Linked DNA regions of Homo sapiens: regions 2 and 3 are each linked to region 1. The links are chromatin contacts, found by Hi-C or POLR2A ChIA-PET in ENCODE. All regions are on one chromosome and are shown on one strand. The core of a region is the stretch at or near the end of the contact, and the rest is flanking DNA. Distances in the headings are between cores, read along the strand shown.

Region 1 (4,540 bases), core at 1,286-3,785:
CTTCCTCCTTTTAAATCACTCACAAGATACATGTAGCTAGTCTGAAGAAATATCATCGTAGGTGTCCCAACAAAGACCAAGGCCCAAAGATGCAGTGGCCCGGCCACTTCATGGATGGGACTTATGAGACCCAGACACAGGAAATCCATTTAGCATCCCACAATGGCAAAGAAATTCCAGGACTCGATACTGCTTTACATAGGACTCCAAAGCAGCAACATCTGCCTTCTCCCTTCAAGGTCTGTAACTCCTCAAAACTGTTCTCTCCAGCTACTTAACAGGTTAAACAAAACACAGTTAATCTCTCTGACAGCCCAGCTTAGACTTACCTGTCCAGTTTAGTTTGACGCTCCATTCATAAAAGAAGATAAGTTTCCCTTTGCGATTGTTAATGGATGCCTCTCCATCAAGCTTACTCACTTCCGTCACCTCACACTTGCCTTCTTCATTTTGAACCTGCACTGCCAGGAACAGTGTTTTCAGCTTATCCGTGGACCAATTTGAAGCATCTCTCTCCGTCCTGCAAAGCAGAAACAGAGCTATGAACCAGCAGTCAAACGGAGGATACGCTGCTCTATGCAAGAGAATACGAGGTTAAAGGAGGCCTGACAAATAGTTTGAAAAGAACACAAAAACTCCCAGTCGCACTCCAGTATGTCCACAAACATGTCATTCTTTTTTAGGAAGACAAGGGGTTGCACACTGTCAACAAAGACAGCTGCTGTAGAAAATGGTATAAACTCAATGGAAAATTATGCTCTCCTTTCTCGGCATGATGGTGCGGGGGAATACTTGATACTTTAACATGGCGCCCCCATTTGACCAAGTGGAAAACTGCACATATTGCTGAGATCAGGAACACAGACTGGACCATGAAAGAATAGTACTTAGCTAAAAGGCCCAGAAAGGATTAAACCAATAACCCTGACCTCATTGGCACGGTGTTCTGACCTATCAGATTCGCACTTGCATTATAAACTTCCTACACATTCACTGTCCCCTAGATGGCCACAAAAACGTTAAGTCCAGGGCTTCAAAACAAACAACAAAAATTAGGTCAAGTACTCTGCATGTTAAGAAGAGAGAATACAAAGTGAGATATGGAAAAGAAACATCACTATCTGCCTTCCTACTTATCAACTATTAGAGAAAACAACAGCAAAAAAGGCTGCAACAAAGTAACGGTACAATACAAACATTACGAAAAAAGTTCAGTGGAATTCAAAAATAAGGAAACTAATATTACTTTGGGAAGATTTCATGAAGGAGGGCAGTTATTTTAAGAACGGTCAGGTTATAAAACCACGGCTGCTCGGCAACCTGGAGTTCCAACACACCCGACCTGATAGTTCCGGGTGAGAGGCCGCAGCTATCTGAGCTCTGAGCACCTGCACAACACGTTCTCAATCTCCCGCGGGACCGCTGCAGCGGTCCCCTATGAATGACTTTTAATTTTACCGCAGGCCGCAAAATAGGAATTACAGACCCCTGGCCTTAGGCCTTTCACAGCTATCTCCCAACACAATCAAAGGAGGTTCCAGTCTCAGTGACTCCTCTGGCCACGTGTAATAAGCACCTCCCTGCTCGGGCTGGATGCAGCAGCCAGGGCGTTATCTCCTAGTCTCTCTGACAACCCTCCTCTGGGGCGCAGCCCTCCACGTCCATCTCCCTCCCCTCAAACACTGAGAAGGTGACCGCGGAGTGGAGAGGCCTGGGGCTACGGACCCCTGCCACAGGAAGGACCCACCCCCATCTCCGGACAGGGCTACCTCAGCCCCAGCTCTGTCCGGGCCGAGGTTCTAGGAACCCTGAAACCCTGGCCCGGCCGCAGGTCTCCCAAGGCCGGCCTGCTTTTCTGGCCCTCACCAGTGCCAGTTGTTGACGTTGGTGGCGTCCGCCCGCTCCTCCACGATCCAGCGTGGGTCTCCCTCACCCCACTTGGCCATCGGCTCTCCTATCGCGGCGCCACCAGCTCCGGAGCAGCCGTAGCCACAGCCTCAGGACCGCTTAGTGCCAGCCGCCCGGCAGCGCCTGGAAACTACTAGAAGCGGCCGCAAGCACCTCCTGGCTTGCTTTTCCCTCCACCCCCTCCCCTCCTTAACTTCCGGCTCCTCCCCACTCCCACCGGTTACTTCCGTCCCAACTCGCCGCACCGTGGGTTCCGCCTGATTTAGAGATCCTTCAGACTCCATCGGGTTCTCCCCAAAAAGCGTCCCGAAACCCAACTGCTCATACAACCATTCCTCACCCATAGGAAAACAAAGAACACGTCTCATTGCTTCCCTGGACCCTAAATCGCCCTTGCTGAGCCTCATGGGAATTGTAGTCTTGCTACGTGACTCGCTGGATAACCGCGGAAGGTCTCGCGGAAAGGAGAGGAAATGACCTAGCACGGTGCTTGGGGTTTCTGGGGGCTGTAGTCAAGAAGCCTTGTGGTTCGTCGGGACAGCGCCTGACAGCAGAGGCAGAAGAAACTACGACTTCCAGCATGCCCTGCGGTCTCGTTATTCGTGTTTTCTCTCCGCCCTACGATTATTCCCTTCCGCCCCCTTCTCTAAGCTGCACAGCCTGAATAGAAGGGCTGGTCCAGCGGCGGCGGAGGCTGGCGCTGTCCTGAGAGGGAGGGCTCTGTGCGGAAGAGGTGAGGGTGTCCCAAGCCCCTTGGGTCGCGTATCTGGCTGGATCCAGCCTCTCCGCATCTTGATCTTTTCCCCTCTTCTAGGAGGCATCCCTACACCCTATGACTACAGGCCTGATTCTCTTCTTTCAGTCAGGGCGACCCTTGGGCGCTGGAGTACGCTTGGGACTGGGGCTGCGAGTGAGCACCAGCGATTGGTTCGGAAGCGGACATTTGGTTCAGAACGAGCATTTAACTCTGCCAGGGATCCGCTGGGCTCTGACGACTGCGGTAGATCCATGGCTTCCTGGACGTTCACCCGTAGAGTCATCCTAGCTTAACTCTTGTTCCCTGGTCTCAGTTCACAAGCCTCACCTGTATCTTCCTGGCTCGGAAGATAATTGAAACCAAGTCTGACTTCTCAGTAGGTGGTTTTTGGAGTTTTCTGAGGCAGGGAGCATGTTGTGGTTTTCTTGCTGATTCTTCTGTTTTCCTTTGTAAAGTTCCTGTTCTCCCCTGAGGTCTCTCACCCTGCCTTGTGGGCTGTCAGTAAACAAGAGACGATAAAGACAAACCTCTGAAGTATTTTAAATCATGTTGAAGCACCTGTCACTCTTAAGAGTGACAATCGTACCTGATTACTTTATAACTCTAGAGCCACTAGATCATTATCTATACTTGCCAAGTAAACCTAGCTTCTCATTTGGCGTTATAAATACAAATTGATGGCAGTTGTCTACTGCCATTGCATGGTTAAAAAGATTCCAGAAATCCTCTGGTAGATTATTGTGTTTGTTAGACACATTCTATGTCTATCTGTAGATAATTACTATAGTGAAGGAATGATCTCTAGTTTTCTGGAAAGTGAAAAATAGGTAGAAGGACCATGCAAGACACTAGAAATGGTCTAGGAGCCAGAAAGCCTGGATTGTAATTTGAAATAGGAGCATTTAACAAAGTGGCTTTGATACTGAACTCTTTTGTGCCTCACTTTCCCCATGAGTAACATGGAAATGGAATCTCCCAGGCCTACCTTACAAGATTGTTCTGAGGATCAAACGAATGACAGAGTGATTTATGAACTGACATGTGTGCCAGAGACATTTATATGTTCTATACACATCTTCAGCATTTGTGGCTACTCAGAATTTTTGTATTTTTTTTAATCTTTAGGATTGCTAAAAAATATTTTCTTTTTTAGCTTTTCCCAAGGTACCAGGATGATGTATTAATAATAAAAGTTACTATTGAGTGTTAATTTTGGGTCAGGCACTAAGCACTTTACATGTATTAACTGGTTTACTCCTCAGAACCATTTCTAAGGTAGGTCATCTGTTATGCCCATTTAACAGACGGGAAAACCAAGACAGAAAAATGTCAGTATGATATTCCATATTAAAAGGAAATAACATTTAGTATTTACTTTCTGCTAGACACTTTTATAGATGTTCCCTGCAACCCTGTGAGATAGGATATAATTTTCTCCAAGGCTTAGAAGTAAAGTCATTTATCCACTTTGCTCAGAATTAAGAGAAACCAGGATTTGAACTCAAGGTTGCCTGACTACAATGTCTGTGTGGGATGATTTCATGGTGTCTGCCAGCATTTTTGGTTTATCTCCCTAAAATTAAATACAGAAAAGGATTTTTAAACAACCCTGTACCAGTAGAAATCAATTAGTGATGTCTGCCGTGAGAAGGGACCAGATAGTAGAAAATCCCCACAATACCCTTGCTATCCCTATATCCCCTGAGTTGAAAACAAAGTCAGGAAGTAACAGTAGAGTATCTTTAAGGGCTATCAAAAGCCTCAACAGGACTACCATGACAAGGCTTTTCTCAAGCTTTTATTGATGAAGGTGCTATTAAAAGGAAAAGCAAATGGTTCTTTTAGAACTTGATGCTGTTTAGCCTTTACAGTTAT
Region 2 (4,540 bases), core at 1,218-3,717, 2.7 Mb after region 1:
GGTAACTATACATATTAAGGCCTGATCTGACACACACACTCCTCCCAAAAAAAGCCAAAAATACAATTATTTTGTCTCTCTGTAAGGTCAGAAAAACAGTCTAGTAGAGTGAGAATATAAATGTCCTATTTTGGCTCAGACTAACTGAGAATGTTTGACAACAAAAGCACTAAAGACTTCAGAGTGGGGTGGGAAAGAGGACAGAAAGTCTGTCTCTATAATAGAGCAATCTGGGGAAAATAAACTGGTGAGATGGTACAAATTTGATGTAAGCCAACAGAATCATTATTCTACTACTTTATTTCAGCATCCCAAGTGTTTTCTCCAGAAGATGTGCCAAGCATCATTTCTTAAAACAACTTGCTTCTGTTCTTAATTTCTAATGCCAAACCACCGTAAAATTATAATACTGCATCCCTATCTTTTGGAAATCTTTTATAGGTAAATCTGAGCGTTTATATTACAAGATTCTCTTTTTTCCTTAGTGAATCTAAGGTAAATTAGTAATCGCTGAAAAAGTGTCTACTTTAGGAAATCATAACAATTGATTTATTCTGCTTTAGTTTGACCTTCCCTCTCTCAAGGGGGAACTCGTTTATTACTGTTACCCTGTCAATTTGTCTGTTCTGCGGGATAAGAATGGCTGACTCTCTCATGAAAAGATATCACCAAACTTTTTTTACGTTGGCCAAATTGCAAGGCTGTTTCTTTGGAGTGAATGGTAATGACAATGAAACGCAGAAAATTGCTCATTATCTTAAAACAATCTTTAAATAATATGAGAAAAGGATGTCTGGGTCAATTCCTAAAATGGACCAATCGATCCCCAAAAGGGTCTCGGGACTCATCTATGTATTGTATATGTACCTATAAGCATAATTAGGATGCTCCTGGTAAGACAAGATTTCCATCCTTTTTCTGAAACCTCTTAATTCAGGAAGCTGACAACTATCCCTGGCCCCTAAGTAATATTTTTAAAAGAAGCTAACTAATCATAAAGTTTACAAACATTCAAGTGTCAGCCCTTGGCGAGGCCTCTTTTTCATGCTTTCTCTCAAATGGAAACTTTCGTTTAAAATACAATTTTAAAACAAGACCCTCTGCAACAAAATCTATTTGCAACAGCAACAAAATCTAAGAGGATGGTCAAAGAAACCAAGGAATGTATCTGAGAGGTAACTTTTGAGCCACCCCACCACTGTATGTAATCCATACACATCTACAAACGCTGTTTTTTTGGTAATTCACATCTAGCTAATTAAAAAGCTGAGCTGTCAGCCCTCTGACTCTTACGGAATCCTTTGGAGTGTTAGCTAGTCATTGTGTGTTGGAATTAGACTAACCACTGGTTAAAGCCCTGAGGCCTGCTCATTCAGGGCCCTCTAGGTGAAAGATGAGGTTCAGGCAGATGCTTTCTTACCTGTGGAGTCATCGTAGAGGGATCTGGCTCAGGGGCGGCTTGCTGCTGTTCAGTACTCTTGTTTTTGGCCCCACTCTCCAAAGGCTCTTGCTGGACAGTTGTCTTATTTCCAGGGGGGGCGGACGGTGGTGGTGGAGCTAGTAGTTGGGATTTAGAATGGCCCTGGGAGGGGCGGGAAGGAGATGCCTGAGAAGAGGGCAAGTAGGACTGGGAATGGCTCAAATAGGATTGCGAGGAAGAGGAGGAGGATGAGTAAGAAGGGGTGGGCGCCAGGTAGGATTGGGAAGGTGGGGACTGCGAAGGGGACGGCTGAGCAGGAGGCAGGTAGGGCTGAGATGAGGTCGGGGGGTAGTAAGAGGGTGGCGGCTGAGGTGGGGGCATGTAAGACTGAGATGGGGGCATATAGGACCCAGGCGGCACAGGGGGAGATTCAGGGGGGGATTCCAGCTCCATTGGAACCAAACCAGGAGGCCCGTCTCGTTGGTGGTGGAGCATCTGGTGTTTGTACTGCTGCTGCTTCTGATAGCTGAGGGCCGGCCCGGGTGGCGGGGGCATCGGTGGCGGTGGCGGCTGCCAGTCTCCGTAGCCGCCCCCCGGCATCACTGGCGGGGGCGGCAGAGGGGGCGGAGGAAGGTGGTGGGGCTGAAGCACGCACTGCATTTGCTTCTGGTGCATCTGCTGCAGCTGCTGGAGCTGCGCCAAGTGCTGTTCGCGGAAGCTCATGAAGCCCGAGGAGGAGGGGGCCGCGGGAGTCGTCGAGCTCGAGTACCCGGGCCCCGGCGAGGCCTCAGGAAGCGCCACTGGCGGCGGCGGTGGGACCGGTGGCGGCGGATAGTGGCTGCTCCCGCCATACCGGCCCCAATTCGGGTACATATCGAAAAAGAAGGCGCAGGGCTCGTCCTGGCGCCGTTACTCGTCGCAACCGACCTCCAGGAGCCGCGGCGGCGACGGCGACAGCCGGAACTCGCGGCGCCTACAGGCCCCGGAGCGTGTAAACGGAGCGCGCCAGTGCGCCGGCGCTCCCGAGCTGGGCCCGCGACCGGGAAGGCGGGGACGCGACTTGGGCGACTACGTCTGCGCAGTAACCACCGAGAGGAGAACAAAGGCGAGATAGAGCGGTCCTTTACTTGGCGACTCGTGGTTGCCATCTTCCTTTGGGTTCAGATAATGTAGGCTCCAGTAGAATGTTCTCATAGAACTGAAAAACCATAGAGTCTCACAGCCGAAAGAGGTGGTAGAGATCCTATCGCTCCACGGGTTCATTTTTGAATGAAAAAAAAAAAAGGTTCCATTCACAATAGCAACAATCGCAACAACAACAAAAAAACATAAAGCAACTAGGAAAAACTCTAACAAGAAAGATGTAGGACTTATATGTAGAAAGCTACAGAGTCATAAAGAAGCATATCCAAGTAGGATGAAATTAGACTTCAAATAATGGAGAGGCTTACCATGATCCTGGGTGAAAAGAGGAAAAATTGTAAAGATGTCAGTTTCTCCCAAATTAAATGAATAGACCTAACTCAATTCTCCCCAGAAATTCAACTGGGAACAAAGCTGTGAAGAATGGAAAGGTGTTTTCAAGGCAGAGTGTAAGATTACACCAATTCCTGCAGACATATAGTGAGTAACATCTGCAGGAATTGTAGAAGGGGAGAAATGGAATTTTTTAGACTGTCTCAACACATATAAATCGGTGTTGCAGAATCTCAGAGCAAAAGCAAAGAGAGCAAAAACCAGATACAAAGATGGTCTAAAGACAACCTGGAAGATAATCTTCCAAAAGCTCTCAACGTAATACCAGACATAAACTCTTACTTTAGCTTGAGTGAATCACTAAAAAGCAAAGCTAATACACTGAATTCTTTTGGGTGTGTGGGGGGGGGCGGGGGGAGGGAGAACTGTGAGAATATTGTGTCAGTGCATCACTTGAGTAACATGCAAATAATTGACCTTTCTTCCATCTTAGCAACCCAGATCTTCACCTCTCTCAGGAGGTGAATGTGAATGGAAAGTGGAGCAGCAAGGCATCCTTCAAAAGGAAGAGCTTCTGTTTTCAAATAGAAATTTAGTTATGTTTCTTTTAACTTTTTATTGAAGTATAACGAATATACAGAAAATTACATGTCAAAAGACAAAATTACAACAAATTTAGTTTAAAGATCTTAATTAACTTTTACCTGCTATTCTAGAATTGGGCAACGTCTCATTCTATAAAGCAGAAACAGTGTTCCAATGAGCAGAACAATCGGGATAATTTCATAGACAGAAAAGAAACGCAGAGGCAGGGCGCGGGGGCTCACTCCTGTAATCCCAACACTTTTGGGAGGCTGAGGCAGGCAGATCACCAGGTCAGGAGATCAAGACCAGCCTGGTCAACATGGTGAAACCCCATGCCTACTAAAAATACAAAAAGTATCCAGGCGTGGTGGTGCTCACCTGTAATCTCAGCTACTCAGGAGGCTGAGGCAGGAGAATCACTTGAACCCAGGAGGCAGAGGTTGGAGTGAGCTGAGATCGTGCCACTGCACTCCAGCCTGGGTGACAGAGCGAGACTCCATCTCAAAAAAGAAAAAAAAGAGAGAAACAGAAAACTAAAAGTGGATTGTTTGTTTCAAAGTTTCTTTTCTTATAAGGTTAAAGCAGAGAGGACTTCTTTATCATGCTGGCTAAAAATGGACTGTTTGCAGACTTGGCTATTATTTCTCTCTCTCCTGGTTTATTGAATGGTCAGATAAAGATTTTAATTTTGGCATGGCAACATCAATAAACTCCATTTTGGTTTGTTCTGTTGGGCCTAATGCCCAACTTGCTATAAATTTTATTTAACACATGTCTTAAGTAGACAGCATAGTAAATTTTCACAAGCCAATCACACTTGTGAAATCGGCACCCAGATCAGGAACCCAACCCAGAAACCCTAGTTAGTTGTGTTTTTAATATTTTGGGCTGACATTTTCTTTTGAAAAATGTATAAATTTAGGCCGGGCATGGTGGCTCACACCTGTAACCCCAGCCTTGGGAGGCCAAGGCAGGCGGATCACTTGAGGTCAGGAGTTCAAGAGCAGCCTGACCGACATGATGAAACCCCATCTCCACTAAAAATACAAAAATTAGCTG
Region 3 (4,540 bases), core at 1,095-3,594, 2.3 Mb after region 1:
GGCTCACTGCAACCTCCACCTCCTGGGTTCAAGCAATTCTCCTGTCTCAGCCTCCCAAGTAGCTGGGATTACAGGTATCCACCACCATGCCCGGCTAATTTTTTGTATTTTTAGTAGAGATAAGATTTCATTATGTTGGCCAGGCTGGTTTCGAACCCCTGACCTCAAGTTATCCGCCCGCCTTGGCCTCCCAAAGTGCTAGGAGTACAGGTGTGAGCCACCGCCTCTGGCCTGCTTTACAGTTCTTTAACAAATGTCATGAAGTATTTTTTCTTTAACAGTATAATTATTTGGCCTCTCAGAACCTCGGTTTCCTCATCTGTAAAATGAACAGATTGTCCAGACTATTTCACAGGGTTTTTGAAAATGTCAGAGGAGATCATTATGATATGTGAAAATATTTTAAATTGCATTATCTATTATGTAAATGTAAGATGGAAATTTAAAGGAAACACATACACAGTTTTTTCATGGGTTGAGATCTCTTGCTATTGGTCAGCAGAGCCTCAGGAATGCAAGTAGACAATGAATTAGATAACTGCTTATACTGATTCCCTGCATTGGCAGGGAAAAGGCCAATGCAAATTATCAGGATGTACTGTGTGGACTACCAATCTTATCTTAGATCAGTGATACAACAATCCAACTAAATGCTCCTAAGTGGACACCTCATAAAATAATTATTGTATGGCATTTGTCAAAATTTTAAATGCTTTACAGCTCCTTTGTTTGTTCTTGTTTTGTCTGTGGGATTTCATTTCTAGGAAAATAACTAAATGGACTAAGTTTAAAAAAAAAAAACACCAATCATGTACATTACTAAGGGCAGACAGTCCATCTTCTGGATATTTCTGAAGATGCTCAATAAACGTTAATCAAAGTAGGTAATGATTCCCAACATGGGCTATTGTGTCTTCCACGTTTATTTTCTACACTTGATGTTAGCCAAAAGGCCAAGGAGCAATTCCATTTTCTTTCTTTCCTTCTTTCTTTTCTGAGACAAGTCTCACTCCGTCGCCCAGGCTGGAGTGCAGTGGCGCCATCTCAGCTCACTGCAACCTCCATCTCCCGGGTTCAAGCAATTCTCTGCCTCAGCCTCCTGAGTGGCTGGGATTACAGGCGCCCGCCACCAAGCCCAGCTAATTTTTTTGTATTTTTAGTAGAGACGGGGTTTCACCATCTTGGCCAGGCTGGTCTTGAACTCCTGACCTCGTGATCCACCCGCCTCAGCCTCCCAAAGTGCTGGGATTACAGGTGTGAGCCACCGCGCCTGGCCGTTTATTTTAATATATTCTTCAGCTCTGAATATTTGCTAGTATCCCAGTAATAGTTTGTTAAATCAATAAACGTGTTGACATACATGCATAGCATAATGTCTGGCACACAGTAGGTACTCCATTGAATGAATGCATGAATTATTACCGTGTCAATTTGCTTGTCTATTTGCAAATGTTAATAGTTAATTTGATCCCTAAAGTGTTTGTGAACTTAAAACACACACATACGCACTTTCCCTGACAACGCTTATCTGCTAACCCCTTAATTATGTTCATCTGAGACTGGACCAAAACATGTTGTTTTATTCAATTTAAATACCAAATTCAAATTTATTTTGAATATAGCTTAGAACACATTCAATGTTTGCTAAAATAATAATAATAATAATAATAATAATAATAATAATAATACCATGTACATTCAGTTAGCCAGACAATTACTCCAGCCCAAATACCCTGCTATGGGACATGAACCGGATGTCTGCCCGGCACACATTCATCAGGTGACCCCTAAAACTTCTTCTCTAAGGTCCACACTGTCTAATAGCCAAGTTGAAATCTTTCCTCGAAATTTTCCTCTCTAGTGTCTCAGTGCCCCAGGTGTCATCAAGGTGTCAAAGGCGCTTGGGAGTGCCTGCAAACCGCCCCATCCCCGGAGACACAGCCTCATTCCCCGCCCTCGCGCCTAGGCGGCCGGTGGGCGGGCCCAGCGAAGGGCCTTGTGGCTGTTTCCTATTGGGGCTTGGTTGCTATGGTGTCACTCGCCTTTAAACTCGTGGGTACATCTTTCGGAAATTAAAGGAGAATTACTTCCAGGGCTGCCCATACTTGCCATGGCCGACTCAGTAGTCACTAACTTCAACAAAAATAAAACTGTTGCAATAGTATTCTATTAAAGCTTCTTTAACTGCTTAAACTTGCGGTTTTGACATGGTACCTATCCTTTCTTCCCTTTTCAAAAGATTCGCTATAGAGTCTTTCTCTACATGCCAGTCTCCAAAATGGCGCGGACGGCATCAGAAGGTCAGAGGTGAGTCACGTGGGTCCCCCCGGTTCCGGCGCGGTTGAGGCCTTCGGTGGTGAACGAGTCTCCAGCACCATGTCTGGTTTGTCTGGCCCACCAGCCCGGCGCGGCCCTTTTCCGTTAGCGTTGCTGCTTTTGTTCCTGCTCGGCCCCAGATTGGTCCTTGCCATCTCCTTCCATCTGCCCATTAACTCTCGCAAGTGCCTCCGTGAGGAGATTCACAAGGACCTGCTAGTGACTGGCGCGTACGAGATCTCCGACCAGTCTGGGGGCGCTGGCGGCCTGCGCAGCCACCTCAAGGTGCGGCATTGGGCGACGTGGGGCCGGGAGGGAAGACGGCAGGCTTAGGCGAGGGGAGGCTCGGGTTCGGGGGAGTCGGGCCGGCGGAGGCCTGGGAGTTGTTCTGGCCTCCCGGGAGCGCAAAGGACGTGCGGTGGAGCCCGCCCCCTCACCCCGCTGGTTGCCTGTCGCGGGGCGGGGCGGGTCACCAACGCCTGGGAACCCCAAGAAGGGCTGCGAGGCTTTGGCGGATGTGGTGACACCTGAGCTGGGGCGGTTGTCAACGTCCTATACCAGTTTTGGTCTCAGATACATTGAACCGTAATTTGGTTCTCCAAATAAATGTTGGGGTGTTGAATATTTATACGGATTGGCATCATAAGATACCGCGATACCTGCAGGAAAGTAAAGGAGACAGAGCTAACCGTGATTAATAAAATGTTATTTATTGAGCATCTGCTGTGTCAGTTACTGTGCTACTTTGCATATATTACCATTTGGTTCATGCACTACCCTATGAAGTAGGTAGGTACTGTTAGCCCCATTTTACAAATGAGGAAACTGAGACTCAGAGGTAGGATAAACTAGTAAGTGTCACAGATGGAATAGATTCTTTTTTTTTTTTCAAAATTATTATTATACTTTAAGTTCTAGGGTACATGCGCACAACTTTCAGGTTTGTTACATATGTATACATGTGCCGTGTTGGTGTGCTGCACCCATTAACTCGTCATTTACATTAGGTATGTCTCCTAATGCTATCCCTCCCACCTCCCCCCACCCCACGACAGGCCCCGGTGTGTGATGTTCCCCACCCTGTGTCCAAGTGTTCTCATTGTTCAATTCCCACCTATGAGTGAGAACATGCGGTGTTTGGTTTTCTGTCCTTGCGATGGAATAGATTCTTACTTAGTTTGGTAGTTAAGTATGTTGAGGGAAAAGCGCTGCAACCTTATTCCTTCCTTGTTTTAAATTTGTAATTTCTGTAGTTGATTAAAGTCGATTATTGGTTACAAAATGGTCTCAGTCTCTAGTCCTTTTTCTTTGGTATGCCAGAATCTGGACTTGGCTCTTTTATGTAAATACCAACTATGCTCTTGGATGGTGACAACTACTGCCATAATACCAGTTTGATTCTGTTTTGTAGCTAAGAGTAGCCTGGCCTGGTCTTTGAGACATTAATATAATTTGATATCTGTCAGTATTTGGTTGCATTTTAGGTAATTTTATTCATTCACAATAAGCAAAGTGTCTTTTTTTTTCTTTGTAACACAATGGGGCTTTTGTTATACTAAATAGAAACATTTTTACTTTTTTTTTTTTTTTTTTTTTTTTTGAGACGGAGTCTTGCTCTGTCGTCCAGGCTGGAGTGCTGTGGCGCGATCTCGGCTCACTGCAGCCTCTGCCTCCCGGTTTCAAGCAATTCTCCTGCCTCAGCCTTCCGAGTAGCTAGGACTACAGGCGCCAGCCACCACACCCAGCTAATTTTTGTATTTTAGTAGAGATGACGGTTCACCATGTTGGCCAGGATGGTCTTGATCTCTTGACCTCGTGATCTGCCCGCCTCGGCCTCCCAAAGTGCTGGGATTACAGCCGTAAGCCACCGCGCCTGGCCTCGTTTTTACTTTTTAAAAGGGTTTCAGATATAATAAGACCATAACTTATGTTAAAGTAGTGGAACCCAGTAGTGTGGTAATACATGTAATTTATTTCTACTTTATTTGGGAGAGACAAACTATTTTCAGGGCAATTAATCTGTGACCCATCATTTTATTATTCTGTTTGGGTATCAAACTCTCTACCCAGGAAAATAGTGATGGCATGATTTTAGAAGCTTAGATATAGTGTTTCCGGGGTGGGAGATCATGCTTCCAACTCTTCAGAGGATGTTCATGGACTCAGGGAATTTCAGCAATGAAAGAGACCTTGCTCTCATCTCGTGTTGCTGTCTGATTTGTTC

What was found. A loop is a pair of places that touch in the nucleus more often than their neighbours do. ChIA-PET counts read pairs that join two places held with the same protein, here RNA polymerase II (POLR2A). Pooled maps may share reads with other maps.
Region 2: a map of CD8-positive, alpha-beta T cell shows a loop between it and region 1 (24-fold over the local background). The contact joins the promoter of YLPM1 here to the promoter of VIPAS39 in region 1. A Hi-C loop is called at or near these places in 3 of 168 maps with a recorded cell type or tissue (CD8-positive, alpha-beta T cell and naive thymus-derived CD4-positive, alpha-beta T cell) and 8 of 50 pooled maps.
Region 3: a map of B cell shows a loop between it and region 1 (29-fold over the local background). The contact joins the promoter of TMED10 here to the promoter of VIPAS39 in region 1. A Hi-C loop is called at or near these places in 2 of 168 maps with a recorded cell type or tissue (B cell and naive thymus-derived CD4-positive, alpha-beta T cell) and 6 of 50 pooled maps. POLR2A ChIA-PET finds 5 or more read pairs at or near these places in 1 of 52 experiments (activated T-cell).

The regions. Positions count from the first base shown.
Region 1 is chr14:77,455,596-77,460,135 of GRCh38, reverse strand. VIPAS39 (VPS33B interacting protein, apical-basolateral polarity regulator, spe-39 homolog) reads left to right here and starts at 2,535. Exons shown (of 20, transcript NM_001193315.2): 1 at 2,535-2,641. It overlaps AHSA1 (activator of HSP90 ATPase activity 1), which reads right to left and starts at 2,043. Exons shown (of 9, transcript NM_012111.3): 1 at 1,867-2,043; 2 at 330-520. The coding sequence starts at 1,946. RefSeq lists enhancers at 1,787-1,966, 1,692-2,214, 2,137-2,596, 2,215-2,737.
Region 2 is chr14:74,761,243-74,765,782 of GRCh38, reverse strand. YLPM1 (YLP motif containing 1) reads right to left here and starts at 2,467. Exons shown (of 21, transcript NM_019589.3): 1 at 1,421-2,467. The coding sequence starts at 2,293. RefSeq lists an enhancer at 2,420-2,759.
Region 3 is chr14:75,174,416-75,178,955 of GRCh38, reverse strand. It overlaps TMED10 (transmembrane p24 trafficking protein 10), which reads left to right and starts at 2,344. Exons shown (of 5, transcript NM_006827.6): 1 at 2,344-2,601. The coding sequence starts at 2,377. RefSeq lists enhancers at 2,194-2,433, 1,948-2,520.